Regions from separate parts of the Mus musculus genome. Here region 1 is linked to region 2. The links are chromatin loops, found by intact Hi-C in ENCODE. Cell type or tissue: left cerebral cortex. All regions are shown on one strand. Links, peaks and the distances in the headings refer to the core of each region. The heading gives the core; the rest is flanking DNA.

Region 1 (8,334 bases), core at 251-8,250, 62 kb before region 2:
GAAATCCACCTGCCTCTGCCTCCCAAGTACTGGGATTAAAGGCATGCACCACCACTGCCCGGCTTGGTATACACCTTTAATCCCAGCATTCAGGAGACAGAGTCATACAGATCTCTGAGCCCAAGGTCTATTTACAGAGCAAGTTCCAGGACAGCCAAGCTTAGGCAGTGAAGGAGTTGGGAAACAGAAAACTACTTTTCTCACACTTTCTCATATAAAAATAGCTTCTATGTCTAGACTTAGCAACCACAAGTGCTGTGCTCAGCGGAACCACATAAGACTTGCTATGTTTTTGTTTTTGCTTTTATTTTTGTTTTTGTTTTAAGTGTACTTGCTATCTATTTCTAAACATCAAAGGGCTAAGGCCATAAAATGGTGATTTGTGGATAATCAAAAGGAATTCTGGTGTAAATGATTAAACTGATAAGGAAATAGTTTATGCAAATAAAAGACTAGGCTTTGGTCTGCAAGAAAGAGCTATCTAGAGGGCTATCTGGAGAGCTATCTCGAGCAGAAGACAGAGCTGTCAGCTTGTATCCATCACTGACTCTGAGCCATTTCTTCTGCCTCTCCTACTCACTCCTTCCTCAGGACTTTCTCCCAAGCCAAGGCTGGTTCTTGGCTCCCAAGTGTGTGAAGGCAGGATAGTTGGCCCAGCCCCTCACAGGCTGCAACACTTGGAAGAGTGGGGCCCACACCTTAATGAGGCAGCATAGTAGAACTGGCTCTGGAAGCATAGATGCTGGTGAGCTGGCCTTGAGGGCATGAGAGTAGGAGAGCTGACCCTGCCTCTTTCCAAGGCAGCACTGGGTGCCCTAACAGGGGCAGTGCTGGAGAACTCACCTTGGTAGTGTAGATAAGGGAGAGCTGGTAGGCTGACCAACGTAGCTACCACCCAAGCTCAGATCCAGAGCTCTGAATTGGCCCACCTCAAAATCTATATAATCTGTGAGTGGCTGGGACATGTGAAAGGGCCAGTCTTGTTGTTCCAAAGTTGCAGGATCTCCATAACACAAGGCAACAACAGGATAACCAGCAGGAGTCCTGGTGAGGATCCAATATTGATGATGTCACAAAAGCCAGAGATGCTGAACCAGACCAAATACAATGAACATTTGCAAGTGAATATGTGTGGACAGAGGAGCATACTGTGGGACACACTCTGACATGCTATAGCATCCATGGGGAGATGTTTTTCTAGACTTTGTTGTTGTTTGTGTATGTTTTATTCTGGGGAGGGGGATGCAAGGGTGAAAGGCAGGTATGAGGTGACAAGGAGATGAGCAGGATTGGGGTGCATGATGTAAAACTTACAAAGAATCAATAAAAATGTTTTTTAATGATAGTTATAATAATCACCCAACAAAATGCTTCATAGTAGTGAAAAAAAGATGAAATATGGGTGCAAATGTGGATTAGCCTTTTAAAAAATAATGTTAAATGAAAGAAGCAGACACAAAACACAGCCAAAATGTAAGCAAAGACAATTGGAACACCTGGTTGAATTATGGTCAAAGAGGAAATAAATGAACTCCTGACCATTACTAGAGCAGTGATTCTCAGCCTGTGGGTCATGACCCCATCGTGGGTCGATTGACCTTTTCACAGAGGTCACATAAGGCCATGGGAAACACAGATACTCACAACCATAACAATAGCAATACTGCAGTTATGAAGTAGCAACAAAAATAATTTATGGTTGGGGGGGTCACCACAACATGAGGAACTGTATTAAAGGGTCACAGTATTATGAAGGTTAAAAATCACTGCATTAGGGTTTCTCCCAGTGAAGGAAGTATTAGGGGTTAAGAGGTTTTTTTTTTTGTTTTTGTTTTTGTTTGTTGTTTTGTTTTTTAACTATTGTTTTTCTCCTATCACAGGATTTTGAGTCTTTGTGGTTCATTGAAATCAGGAGATCCTTAGAGATCACTACTCCATTTGGACTTTCTGATTTAACTGGCTTGGAGTATAACCTGCCATGGTCTTCAGGGCTACTGGTGATTTTTTTATTACTCAGGTAGTGACTTGGGTATTTGCTTTATAATTATTTGTCAAGGCCTAGTGTAATGGTTCACACCTCTGATCCCAGCCTTTGGGAGGCAAAAGAAGATGGATTTCTGTGAATTCAAGGCTAGTTTGGTCTAGATAGAGAAACTGGTTGGGGAAAAAATTGAAGGAAGGACGGATGGACAGGTAGACAGATGGATGCACTGGCAGGCAGACAGACTGACAGAAGGCAGGCAGGCAGGCTGGAGGTACCTGGAGAGGTGGCTCAGTAGTTAAGGCCCTTACTTTTGCTGAGACCCTGGTTTGGCTCCTAACACCAAGAGCAGCCTGGACAACCTAACTCACAACCTTCTGTAGCTCCAGTTCCAGGGGACCCAGCATCCTCTCCTGGCCTCCACGGGCTCCTTCACACATGTAGTACAAACACATATACACAAGCAGTACACACCCATACACACAAAATTAAAGTAAACAGATAATTAAACAAAAACATTTATGGTCTCATACTTTTCTGGATGGTGTTGTACTTCCCCATTAAAATATTTCCAAAATGAAGTGGGAAAAGCTAAATTGATCACTGTACTAGAAGACAGATCTAAATTACCCAGAATACAGCTCAGAGAAGCAAGGAGATAGGATAATGAAAGAAAGATCAAATTGGACTCTAGAAGACTAGAGATAGAGAAAGGGCAGAGGCGAGAGATGGAGAGTAAATGACAAAGTTTCTCAGAACAGAAAGGCAGGTAACTGGTGATGCCATCTGCTAACCTGGGGGAGCGATGTAAATGAAGCACAGTACCTAAAACTTCATAGTGAAATGTCCAGGATGTCTAACATGTTACACATCAAAAAGAGATCATGTTAAAGTGCAGTCACAGAGAAAAGCACACAGTATGCATCACTCAGGTGGAGAGGCGTTTTGGAGGCTGTATCGCTAGGATGACGTCATCACTGTGGGACCTTCACAAAGCACCCAACAGGCATCACTCAGATGGGGATGTGCTCTAGAGGCTGGATCACTAGCATGATGTCATCATTGTGGGACCTTCACAGGCTCCTTGTCTATGAACCAGACAGATATACAGGTCGATCACGTGGCATGGCCTCTTGATGCAAAATTTACTAGAGGATTTAATAGCAGATAAAACACAGGAAAAGAGAAGACTGGCGAACTAGAATATGAATCAATTGAAAATGTGCTGATTAAATTCTGTAGTAAGGGGCCTGGAGAAATAGCTCAGTTGGTAAAGAACCTGCTGCTCAAATGTGAGAACCTGAGTTCAAGGCCTGGGAATCAAAGTTTTCAAAAAAGCCAAAGGGGGGGTGGGGGCACACATTTGTAGTCATTATGCTTTAGAGATGGAGGCAAGCAGGTTCCTGGGGCCCACAAGCTGGCCACCTAGCCTCCTCAGCAAGCTTCAAGCCAATGAGAAATAGTGTCTGAAAAACAAAAGAACGCAAAAAGCTCCCAAGGGACAAAGCCCACACTTGTCCTCAGGCCTCCCCATGCCCTTTCACATGCACACATAGTGCACATGCAACACATAGACACCAAAATCATAAACAGAATTCACAGTGAGACTATGTGAGAGACATGGGAAAAGCCCAGCGCACACACAGGGAACCAGAGTGTAAGAGAAGACGAAATACACACAGGATCTAGAGATACCTAGAGTGTTCCAAAATGAAACCCCAGGCTCAAGAATGTCTGTGACAGTCCCCTGCCCCAGAAATACCTAGGTACCGCATAGTAGGACTAGGAAGAACCCTAATGGAGGGGAATCCTTAAGAACAGAAAGCCAGATATTGTGACTGTCCGGTGACAGAAATAAAATGGCATTTTTAAAGTGTTCAACATGAACATAACGGGGGTTGGAGAACGCAGGGCTGGAGAATGGAGGTCTGGGGAGATGGCTCAGTAAAGACAACTTGCTCTTGCAGAAGACCCAGGTGTGGCTCATAGCTGCTTGTAACCCCAGCTGCAGGGTACCTGCCTCCATGGGCATGCGCAGACACATGGTACGCATACAGGCAAACAGGCAAACACATGTAAAATAAAATAAAATAAGTTAAGATAAATCTTTAAAATGCTGACCACCAGTAGCCATAAACATAGAAGAGAATAAATGGCAAAATAATAATTAATAATAATAATAACCTTAAAAGATACAGTTTAAAAATCTTCAAGCAAGGTAGAGTTTATCACTTACAGACCAACACTTAATGAATACTTGAGAATAAAAGCTAGCCACCTAATTGGAAGCTGGCAGAGCAGGCAAAGACATCCAAGACCAAGAGGAATAAAGTATGAGCACCTCACAAACAGTGCCCCTAAGAAAGTCATGTCTTGGAAGCTGTTACCATGGTGAGCTGGCCACAGGGCCTGTGGGTTTGGTCCTCAGTGAGCCCTCCTCCTTCCTCTTCCCAGAGCCTTGCAGTGCCAGAGCCATTCATTCACAGCCTGTTTATGCCACTGCTCCTGGGGCAGAGAGAAGCAGCTGTCCCGCACAGCTCCCGAAGAGTGCTGGCTTTTAAAGGTCCCTGCCTGCTTCTGCTGCTGCTGGGGAATCTCTGGGCCAGGCTTCCAGCTCCTGACAGTTTCCCACTACCTCAGGCCAAGATTTCCTAAGGTCTGTCTAAAAACAATTATATCTTGTGTGGCTTTATGTATTAAGATACATGATTCATGTATGTACATGTAGCCCTAAGATATGTGATAATGGCATAAGAAGGTGTGCGTAAAGTGGCAAGAGATCTTCATCACCTTGATGAAAAGCATCAAACCCACTGTGGTGAGAATCTGAAATGCACACCCTCCCTGGAGGGGTGGGAGGTTGGGGGAGGAGGTCTATGCTTTGGAGGCTTGTCCTCCAGTAAGTGGCAATGTAGAAAGGGGATAAGAATCTCTGGGGACCAGCTAGTGGGAGGAAGTGCATCTCTCGGGGCAGGCCTGTCAAGGCTGGGGCCTGATCCCTGGATCTGGTCCCTACCCCAGTGAATAACCTGTCTGTCTAGTTGTGTAGGAATATGCTGTGTGATGTGAGGAGCCTCCAGCATGAGCCGTGAACTCCACCAGCCTTCCTTTCTAAGATGGGCCAAGACTCTCCAAGGCCATGAATCAAAGACAAATGTTTCATTTTTAAGTAGGCATTCTACCACAGTGACACAAAGCAATGGACACAGACATTAGCTGAAGGTAAAGTACAGTGAGCCAAAGCTGTGAGCATAGCACAACCAAGAGAATAAAGTAATACAATATTGATAAGCCATATGCAGGAGAGAATAATGAAATACATTGATTAAAAAGAAAACAAGAAAATATTGTACATACATCAGAAATAGAATACATATGTTAACATACATATGCTAATACGATAATTTAACTCCATACCTGTAATTGTTTTGAGTAATAATGAATCAAATACTTAAACAAAGTTCAACTTTTTAAATGCTGTGATATACTTTATAAGTTCAAAGAAAAGAATTAAAAGGATGGGAAAACTATACCACACAAACACTAATCAAAAGAAAGTTGGGAGGTCAGACCCAGTGGTGCACGCCTTTAGTACAAGTTCTTAGGAGGCAAAGGTAGGGGGTATCTCTGTGAGTTCAAGACCAGGCTGATCTAAACAGTAAGATCTAAGCCAGTCAGCACTTCATAGTGAGACCCTGTCAAAGAGAGAGGGATAGGGAGGCAAGCTGTGTACTAATACTAATATCAGACAAAATAAGTCTTAAAACATAATAAAGAGGTGAACAGTAATTTAAAAAGTAAATTCAACAGAAAGATAACAAGACATCTGTTTGTGTGTCAGCAATACAGCTGAAATGCATTTAGTATCCCTCCTCTCCAGTGAGCAGACAGACAACACAACTGTAGGTAGAAATTTTGCCATCACTTTATCAACAGGTGACTTTGCTGATTAATTTTTATGTCAACTTGGAACAGGCCAGAACCATTTGGGAAGAGAAAATGTCCCCACCAGACTGGCCTGTGGGCAAGCCTGTGGTACATTTTCTTGATTGGTGATAGACATGGGCATGCTTAGCTCACTGTGGGTGGGCCTGGTTTGTATAAGAAACAGACTGAGCAAGCCAGCAAGCAGCATGCTTTCATGGGCTCTGCCTTGTGTTTTTGCCCTGACTTCCCTGGATGACGGACAGTAAACTTTTTCAAATATCTATTTTATTATTTTTATTTATATGTGCACATGTGCTTTCATGAACATTACTACAGTGCCCAGAGGGTCAGAGGCCTTGGATACCCTGTGTGGATTCACGGGTGGATGTGAACCACCTGATGTGGATGCTGGGAACCAAACTCAGGTCCTTTGTAAGAGCAAAGTGTACTCCTAACTGCTGAGCCATCCCTCGAGCTCTCCTCCCCCAAATCTCATTTATAAAGTAAAATCACTGTAAAATGAGGCTAGAAAAGAATTCCATTAATTTGATTTTTTAAAGTCTCTCTATAAAAGCAACATCAAATATCTTGCTTGGTAGTAAAATATACAGAGATTTCTCCTTTGAGATCAGGTATAAGTTAGAATGTCTGCTACTGGGGCTGCGACATTACACTAGAGCCAGAAACGGTACAATAAAAAAATACAAAATTAAAATGGATACGCAGTGTAATGAAATGTGGCATGTGCCTTTAATTCCAGCACTTGGGGAGCAGAGGCAGGTAGAGTTTTGTTGAGTTTTAGGCCAGCCTGACCTACACAGTGAGTCCTCGGCCAGCCAGGGTTACATAATGAGACATTGTCTTGAGAGAGAAAGAGAGAGAGAGAGAGAGAGAGAGAGAGAGAGAGAGAGAGAGACTAAGCAGTTAATACTTGCTGTACAATCAGGTTCAGCTAGCAGTACCTCTGTAACTACAGCTTCAAGTGGGCAGAGACAGACTAGCTGGCTTTCAGCCTAGCAGAGACAATGAGAGCCTTGGACTCAGGGAGAGACCCTAACTCAAAGCAAAAGGCAGAGGGTGATAGAGAAGGACACCGATTGCCCTCTTCTGGCCTCCAATCATGCAGAGGCACACAAATGTCCCTGTCACCTGTACAGACACGCTCACTCACATATACACACTAATTAACTAGAAAAAGATTTTTAAATCAAAGGAAAAAAACGGAGTTAAAATGTAAAAGGAAAATCTTGGTATTAACCAATAACATGACTGTTAACATAATTTTTCTAAATAATGTATATGGGAACTATTAAAATTTTCAGGCTCATTTAGCACTCACATAAAATGATTATTAAAAACCTATATTTTACCTCTATGTACAAGCAATAAACCCGCCATGAATGTGGGCAGCATTATCCTGTGAACCTGGGTCCCAACCTAAATGAAAAGGACCTGGGCATTCAGCTCTCTCTGCTTCCTGACTAGATGTAATGGGACCTCATCCTCCTCCGCCATGACAGACCTTCAAACTGTGAGCCAAAATCACCCTTCCTTCCCTAAGTCTCCTTTGCCAGGAATTTTGTCATAGCTCTGAGAAAAGCAGGTAGTCCACCATGGTATAATATTCTGCCTTGCTACAAGCACCCAAACAATGGAGCGCAAAGCCATGAAACCCCGAGTGTGTTGGTTAGTTGTTTTTGTCAACCCGAGACCCACAAATAGAGTCACCTTGAGAGAGAACCTTAATGGAAGGATTGCCTCTGTGAGATAACCTGGAGGCAAGTCTGTGGGGCATTTCCTTGATTGGTGATTGATGTGAGAGGGCACAGTCTATTATGGGTGGTACTACCCTTGGGCAGGTAGTCCTAGGTGATATAAGAAAGCAGGCTGAGCAAGCCATGAGGAGCAAGCCAGGAAGCAGCCTTCCTCTGTGCTGTTTGCTGTCTCTGTTACAGGTTGAGTCCAGGGCCTGACTTCCCTCAGTGCTGAGCTAACACAGGGATAGGTAAGCCAATAAACACTTTCCTTCCAGTGTTGCCTTTGGTCATGGTGCTTGATCACAGCTACAGAAAGTGAACTAGGACAGGGAGCCAAAACAATGCTTTCCTTTTTTAAGTTCCGTTATCGTAGATATTCCGTACAGTGACAGAAAATTCAGTCCAATAAAAATAAACAAAATATCTTAAAATGGGTTTCGCAGAAAAATCTCCATGACCCATAAGCATCCAAACAAAAGCTTGGCTAGAAAATATTCAGACACTAGACAAGAAATTACCCTACTCCCTTTGGGGAATTAACAATAGCAAAAATGTAAGTCTAAGGACAGGAATGACGGAACGTGCTTTTAATCCCAGTACTCTAAAGGCAGAGGCAGATGGATGTCTCTGTGAGTTTAAAACCAGCCTTGTGTACATATAAAGTTCCAA
Region 2 (8,334 bases), core at 69-8,068:
ATAGCTATTGTGTCAGGCGGGCGATGGCATAGTGTGCGCGTGACCTAAGAGAGGCTAGCAGAGCAGCTTCGTGAACACCAGGCACTGTGCCTGAGGCCTCCCACATGAGCAGGGCTAGCCAGCAGCTGGGTACCTGTAGCTCTTCTATGAACTCTCTATGACCCAGGAGTTCTCCAACTCCTGGATCAGCATTTTCTGAGGGAGAGCAGCTGTGAGCCAGGGGTCCTGACTCTGATCTTGGAGTGACCCCGATCTCAGGTGTCTTCTTCTTCCAGCCCTACCTCTCCAGGCCAGCATGGTCCTCCCTGGCCAGGGATGCTCCTCCCTTCCCTCGTTGTGGCTCAGGTGGCTTTACCAATATGCTTATTTTTATATGCCCTTCCCCCCACCACCACACACTAACTCCTCACAATCCCACTCCTCCAGTCCACTGGGCTCCACCCATGCCCACCCTGCCCACTGTGCTCACCCCAGCTTCCTCACCTTCTCCTCCAGGGCAGCCATTCGCTCCTTGAGGTGGAGCTGCAGGCGTTCGTTGGACTCACTAAGCAACCGGTCCACGGTGTCTGACAGCCGCTTGTTGTGGTCTTCATTCATCTTCTCCCGCTGGCGCACCTGCACATCCCACCATCTTGTACTTAGTCTCCACAAGGCTTGTCACCACCCTCTTCCAAAACCATCCATTTCTACCGGGGTTCTGTGCCAACTCACTTGTCCACTCATCTGTCCTCTAGGACAATTCTCTCCAGCTCTTTCAATCCACTCCTCCCTGTCTGCGAGCCTCCTCCTGACCCCATGCGAGCTTTGTCCCTGGCCTAGCCTTTCCTCTGTACACCTCCCCCCTCCACGGACCACCCTGTAAGCCTGCCCTGAGGGGGTGGAGAAGAGGCCAAGATGGCTAACTGGTGCCCTCACCCTTGCCAGCTCCTGGTTCTTCTCTTCCAGCTGCCCTTCCAGCTGCCGCAGATGTTCCTCAATGTTGCCATGACGTTCCTCAGCCTAGGTGCAGGGACAGTCAGCCACCTTGGAGATCTTTGTTCCCTATGCTCAGGCCCCATATGCCACAAACTCTGGTGTCAAGGTGGTCTTGGGGATCGGGGGTCTCGGGATCAGAAACCCAGCTCTCTCCCATCATCTTGGAGCAGAACTGTTACTCCCTTTTCCCCTCTCCTTCTTGCCCAGGGCTAACCTTAAAGTGTATGCCCACTGGACCCACAAGAACTAAAGGGAATAATCCACAGTAAATGTCCAAGTGCGGTAAGCATGCCAGAATGCTAGCCTCCTGGTGGCTATTACCTAAACCACTACTAAACCAGCTAGCCATTCCTGGCCATTATCCAGTCATGGGGACCCTGTTGTATCTGTACCCAGAACATTACATCCCTTACAGTCAGGAAACCCTTTCTTTACATCCTCCTGCTATGACTCACTTGAACACACCAATCACTTGAGCCCATCCCTTCGAGACAGATTTTGCTCAGCATCCCCCCACAACATCCTCTACTGGAACTTAAGTCTCGGGCCTCATTCCAGGTCTGCCAGGACAATAGTGGCTACCCCGGCAACTCCACCATCATAGAAGTAAGGAAACTGAGGTGCAGTTAGGGAGAGGCTCTGTGACCTGACCAATAGACTCTGAGAGAGGAGGAAGTGCACGCACCTAGGATTAACCAGAGATGAATTCTGTCGTTGTGATGGGAGACTGTGTAGAGGTGTGACTTGTGATCACCAGAGCTCTCCCTAAACCCTCAGGTAAAAGCTGTAGTCTCCCCTCCCCCAGCCTGAAACCTGCTTGCTCAGGGGTGGAGCTTCCTGCTCATTCGTTCTGCCACGCCCACTGCTGGAACCTGTGGAGCCACACACGTGCACCTTTCTACTGGACCAGAGATTATTCGGCGGGAATCGGGTCCCCTCCCCCTTCCTTCATAACTAGTGTCGCAACAATAAAATTTGAGCCTTGATTAGAGTAACTGTCTTGGCTACATTCTTTTCTCTCGCCACCTAGCCCCTCTTCTCTTCCAGGTTTCCAAAATGCCTTTCCAGGCTAGAACCCAGGTTGTGGTCTGCTGGCCGGACACAAGAAAAAGCAACCACTGTCACATGAGCACTTGACCCAGAGCCTGATGCTTACAGACTTCCAGTGTGACAGATGGGTCCTCCAAAGACTGAACTCACAGCCCAACTGTGCCTCTGAAGACCAGGGCCATATCTGCTTTGGCCGCTGAGTCTACTGGTGTCTGGCCTGCACGCTGCTCAGGAATTATTACTGCAGTTACCTCTCCGTTAGGTAAATTTATATACATCTTTACTTCATTCTAAAGCTGCAGCCTTCAAGCAACCAGGGATGCTCTCCAGGGCTAGAATGCTTCAGTTGGGTAAAGAAAGATATGCTCAGACTAAAACTCTCCCTGCTCCTGCCTTGATGGTACAGTCCCCCGAATCCCACAGCCTCAAACAAAAAGAAGTATCAGCTGGAATGGCCCAGATGATAATAAAAGTATCCTGTGTCCCTGTAGAGGCTTCTCCTTAAAGGACTCTGCCTTAAGCCTGGAGTGGTGGCGCACGCCTTTAATCCTAGAACTCAGGAAGCAAAGGCAGGTGGATCTCTGAGTTCAAGGCCAGCCTGGTCTACAGAGTGAGTTCCAGGACAGAGAGATGGCTACACAGAGAAACCCTGTCTCAAAAAACCAAAACAAAACAAAACAAAAAGTAGTGAAGGCCAGCATTACCTTCTCAACTGAGAGACTGGAGGACTCAAGGCACTGTGCTGAATGGTGTCTCACTGTGGGGAGCAACTCCCTGGCCCCCAGCCTGCTGTGCCTCCCTGGCACCAAAAGAGCCTAGGACACAGGAGGTGATAGAAGATCTCAGGCCCCCGGCCCACTTGCCTTGGTGAGGGCTGCGATTCTCTGAGACAGCTCAGCCTCCACCTCGGGCAGAGTCTCTGCCTTGCGCATGGTCTGCTGCAACTTCTGCTCTGCTACTTCTAGCAGCTCCTGCAGATGCCGGGCTTTCTCCTCACACTAGCAGTACAAAGAGGAGAACAAGTCAAGATGGCGCGCGGTCCCCATCTCCATCCCAGCCACAGCAGGGAGCAAGCAGGTGACAGGCCAGAAGAGTCTTGGCTCTTTCCTATGGCCACCAAAGAATAGTTTCCACGTGATCATCGAGACCCCTAGAGTCAGGTACAATGTCACCCCGCTCCATCTAGCCGCGTTACCTGGCGGTGCAGGGATTCCTTGTTGGCCAGCTCATTCTCCAGTTTGTCATTGAGGTCATGGATGGATGTGGCTTCTCGCTGAGCAGCCAAGTAGCGCTTCTCCAGTGTGGTGATTCTCTCTTCCATGTCCTCCTTCTGAGCCAGAGCCTGGGCGGAGCAGAGAGTCGGAGAGGAAAGGTCACCAGCCTTTCCCTGCCCTTCTCATGGCTGCCCCTCCCACTAACACCTGACTGCGCATGCCCAGAAAGGCCTGTGCTCTGTGCTCCCCTTATCAGTGTCTGGCCTTGACCCAACCCTCCCATCTCCCCCGTCACAGTGGACCCTGCCAAGGGTTGAGTCTTACCCTCCCTGGCTGGACACCTGTTCATATCCTCCCAAGGGCCAATGCCTGTAGCCAGCAAGACACAGTTGCCTAGAGCAGGCCTGGGCCTCCCTCGCCTACCTCTCGGAGGTCCCGCTGATGCTTGCTGCTCAGCTCCTCTGACTTGATGAGGTCTCGGCGGGCCGTGCCCAGGTCCTCCTCCAGCTCAGTCACGGTGGCACTCAGGGTGACCAGCCGCTCACGGGCCTGGCTCAACTCATAGTTTTGCTTCTCCAAGAGTCCTTGCAGCTCTTCCACGCGGCCAGTGTCATCCTCCAGGGACAGCGAACCATCACCCAAGGAGCCAGAGATGCCCGTACCCCACCCTGCTCCATCCCAGGGAGGCTGGGAGGAAGGAACCCATGCCCACAGCTCATAGCTCTACCCCACATTAGAGCTTAGGATCACTGAGCCTAGTAGCTCACTCCTGATAATGGCCAAATACCCATGGTCTCCTGTGTGTCGTATATCTTTAAAAACAAACAAACAAACAAAAACCATGTTTCTAGTTTTTCCTTCTAGCTCCACCTCTTGTATCCCAGGAAGGGGCAGATAAGGGTCAGAAAGGCTCGGAGACCAGAGGAAGCTTGTCAGATGCTTGCCCACAGGAAGATGTGTGCACAGGCCTATCATGTGCAGTAGCACAAAACTGGAAACCTACAGATTCCCTTGCCAAGGAGCGAGGAGGGGAAAGAGGAGTGGGAAGAGGATAGAACGCCCCAAGCTTAATTAAAGCCATAGCCAGCTGAGCCCAGGCAGGCGGGACCTCCCATTCCTGTCCTGTGGGTTGCAGGCTCCTGACAAACAGTTCCCCATTACCCACTTTCCACAGGCGTTTTGGTCCCAGATCCACAGTCCCTTCCTCTTCTGCTACTCCATCCCGAATTCCTGCACCCTGCTGCAGGGCAGATACCTGTAAGACACAGCCCCAAGACACACACACACACACACACACACACACACAAAATAAATAAAAACCATGAGTCACAGAAGAGTCCTCCTAGAAAAACACCCTTCAGCTACCTGTCCCCAGCCACAGCAGGCGGATATCTAATAAAGAACACAGTGTGATCAAGAGTTACTGGCTGGCTTTCTCAGAGGGACAGTGCAGCTTACCTGCTGGTGAGCTCCTGCCAACTGCTCCTCCAAGGTAGTAACGCGCTCTAGAGCTGCCCGGAGCCGCTCTCGCACCTGCCCAGGATAAGGAGAGATGTGGGGAAGAAAGCCATCCTACAGAACTCGGGGCTGGGGCAGCACAGGCTTGGTCTGCCACATGGGAGAATGTGAAGGGCCTGTGGAGATGCAACAGCCCAGCAGGGAACCTACTAGGATTGGCAACCAGACCAATGGCAGGAGGGGTCCTACAGCTGGAAGACAAGTTCCCTAACAGCAGGTGTAGATAAACCCAGGAAAGAGGACAGGAGACTCAGGGAGGCCTGGATGGGAAAGGGTGAGGCAGGTGGGTACCTTCTCATCCAGGGCCTTGTGGTGCTCAAATAGTGACTTGAGGGCCTTCAGCACCTCCACCTCACTGGAGACACCTGAAGGTGATTGGGCCTGCCGTTTTACCACTGTCATCCGCAATGACCGCTCATGGCGGGACACGAGGCATTCCAGATGTTCCAGAAGCAGCTGGGAGAGAGCATGGGGGGCGGGGGGGAGAGGGCCATGGGCATGCGCCCCAAGGGCTACAAAGCAGGGCCCACAGGATCACCAAGCACGATGTCCATAAACAGCTGCTCCTCCATTAAACAGCCCACCCCAGCGTGGCTACCCTGGCCTCTCCCCCAGAACTTCAACCAACCCCGCTGTGACCCAGGAACCACAAGCAAGAACCCAGTGCTGGGGACTAGGTGTCCTTGTCTGCCCGTAACCCCAGGATGGGAGGCAGAACCTGCTCAGCCAAGCTGCTGCCTGCTCCTGTGGCAGGGTGCGCATGCGCACACGCACAAGACCACCCCTTACTTACCCTTGTGTTATTCCGCTCTGCTTTCAGCTCAGATATCTCTTCCTCCCGCTCCAGAAGCTGCTCCCGACACATGCTTAGCTCCCGAGTTAAAGTGGCAAATTCCTGAAAGCCCCCAGAAACCCTCAGTGCTTAGGATTCACCTCCAACCGGTGCCCTGCATACCCAAATCCATGGGAGGCTTCTCTTATTCACCCTCTTATCGGCCCACCTCCCTCACATCCCAGCCTGGCCCCCTGGCAGTGCAGGAAGCCTACAGCTATCGGGAACTACTGGAGGTGAAGAACATATTAGGATTCCAAGAAACAGGACTGCTTACAGAAACGGGTAAGTCTGCCCTGAAAGGCCTGCCTCTCCAGTCACCAGTGACCAGACTACACTCACCCTCTAGAAGGATGCAATAAAGCTCATGTGTGCCATCACCACACACACACACACACACACACACACACACACACACACACACACACGGGCTTTGCAAGCTGCAGATAGCTAATACAACAAATAGGTTGAAAGACCCACCTACATGAGAGTGGAAGGACACAGCCCTGTGGTGCCCGCCCTGGCTTCTGGGAACCCTATTCAATCAAGCCAAGTCTACAGCTCAGCACTTGATGGCATATACCGACTGTCCCTTCCGAGGGGAAACTCCCCCACACTGCCATGTAGAGGTCTTTCCAAGCCCCGCTCTACTATTAAACAAACTACAAGGGAAGAGTGCTCTCCTTGAAGTTCCAGGCCCACCACATCCCACCAGCCTGATGACACCACACGGTCCCCAGAACCATTCTCAGATGGATGAGTGGCTGCATCCTGTGGCCATGAAGTCTACACAGACTGCAGAGGCTGGGGCCTCGCCCCTCCTCTGTGGCCCCCTGTAAATACCAAGAACTCATAACCACAGGCAGCACTGTAGCTGCAGACCAGGCAAAGGGGATGGAGGAGTTGTGGGGAGTGGCAAGGGACCAGAGAGCCAGACGGGGAGAAAACGAGGACTTGTCACCCTAGTCCTGATTACTCCCTTTCTATCTAGGTCTACAGCCAAAGTGAAGGAGAGTTCAATATTTCATTATCTGGAAGCTGAGGCCTGAGCCTGACACTGCTTTAACCCCCAGCTTGCACACATATACCTATACGGGGACACACACACCCCTAGAGAGAGGACTTGAAGGGGTGCCCACATCTCACAATACTATCTACCCCTAATGGTCTCTAACACTCTCCTCTCCTTTGGCCCCACGCTGGGCAGCTGCCCTGTCTCCCTACCCTGCATGCTGTGCCCTCCCTCTCCAGCTCTAACTCATGTGATAGCCTGCTGCCAGGAGAATCCCCCAACGGGCAAGCCTGTCCATAAAGTTAAGGACTAGTTTTCAGACTTTTCTCTGGTGGCTTTTTTCTGAGTACCCCAAGACCTTGATCACCTTGGTGGCTTACTGTTTCCAAACATCAATTAACCATCTATGGAGCACGCCTTCACAGGGCAAGACATCTCCCCTTACACAGCCTCTGTCACCCTCTGAGGAGCTCACATTCCACTTCCAAAGGCCACCTCCAAAGGGTTCGGCCTCCTCAGGGGCTTTCCAGACTCTGGAATGGAAGGAAGTATTCCTCCCTGAAGAGCATCCGACCCTTGCCAGTCACTGCCTCCCCCCAATGAAGCTTTGACTATAAACTGTTGGGAAGACCAGAAGTCAAATCTCAGCTCTCCCCAGTTAGCTATGTAATCTTGCATATATTACCCAGGGCTTGTGATGGACAAGGTAGCCAGGGTCCACCTGGCCACACCTCCTCTCCACCAGGGTCCATATTCTTTTTTTTTTTTCAAGATTTATTTATTTATTTATTTATTTATTTATTTATTTATTATATGTAAGTACACTGTAGCTGACTTCAGACACTCCAGAAGAGGGAGTCAGATCTCGTTACGGATGGTTGTGAGCCACCATGTGGTTGCTGGGATTTGAACTCCGGACCTTCAGAAGAGCAGTCGAGTCCTCTTACCCACTGAGCCATCTCACCAGCCCCAGGGTCCATATTCTTAAGACATAAACTACCACAAGACTCTAGGCCACTGGACTGAAGCTCACCACTCCAGGCTCAGCCCTGGCTCTCCCTAGATTTGGAGAAGGGACCTGCAGCCGAGGCTTGAATTATTTGACTCCTCTGGGCTGCTTCTCCCCCACTGGCTCAGGGTGGTCCTGCAGAGCACGCAAACCCATTTCTCTCCTAGGAAGAGGTGGAAAAGGCAAGCTGGCCGAGTAGACTCTGTACTCTACGTATAGACAGACAAACTCCAGCCTCCCTGGACTTGGTGACCTGGCAGACCACACCTTCTCGGAGAAGCTGTAGGATAACTTGGGTTCCTATGCAAGTCTCTAGCCTCTAACCACGCATCCCCATCCCCAGAATATCTACTGGTATAAGTATAAAAGGTACTGGTATAAGTGGGTACTCAGATTTCCAGAACCCATGTGTTAAAGAGGAAATAAAGCAGAGAACAGACACTGTCTTGGGGGGTGGGGGAGACACAGCCCTCCTGCTGCTATTTACCACCTGGAGGGCAATATGCCACTGACTGATTCCCCTAAGCGCCCGTTTCACCGCTGACAGAACAGGGTGATGGCCCTAACTGTACGAGTTTCATTGTGGGAAATCTACTGAGATGATGGATAAAGAAAACCTAGCCCACAGAATATACACAATAAATGAAAGGTTTTAGCTGCTGGAGGTGTTATTGAGGACCGTGAAATAGGACGCCAAGACACCTGGCCCTGAGGTTTAGCTCAG

The links. A loop is a pair of places that touch in the nucleus more often than their neighbours do. Peaks named below come from ENCODE experiments on the same cell type or tissue, not always from the same donor. Only the 100,000 strongest peaks of a DNase experiment are listed, where the experiment ranks them.
Region 1: a loop joins it to region 2, with 2.3 times the contacts of the local background. A loop is called at or near these places in 4 of 42 quality-filtered maps.

Annotation. Positions count from the first base shown.
Region 1 is chr1:134,261,538-134,269,871 of GRCm38, forward strand. No RefSeq gene overlaps it. Among named protein-coding and RNA genes, the nearest start is that of Gm32221, 11 kb to the right of the region's middle. In left cerebral cortex, for the core only: no CTCF peak of the experiment used is centred there; a DNase peak (open chromatin) is centred at 4,433.
Region 2 is chr1:134,323,596-134,331,929 of GRCm38, forward strand. Ppfia4 (protein tyrosine phosphatase, receptor type, f polypeptide (PTPRF), interacting protein (liprin), alpha 4) reads right to left here. Exons shown (of 29, transcript NM_001374777.1): 3 at 5,551-5,652; 4 at 5,049-5,213; 5 at 4,698-4,772; 6 at 4,405-4,494; 7 at 3,663-3,854; 8 at 3,221-3,367; 9 at 2,889-3,023; 10 at 916-999; 11 at 484-615. Among named protein-coding and RNA genes, the nearest start is that of Ppfia4, 17 kb to the right of the region's middle. In left cerebral cortex, for the core only: no CTCF peak of the experiment used is centred there; no DNase peak of the experiment used is centred there.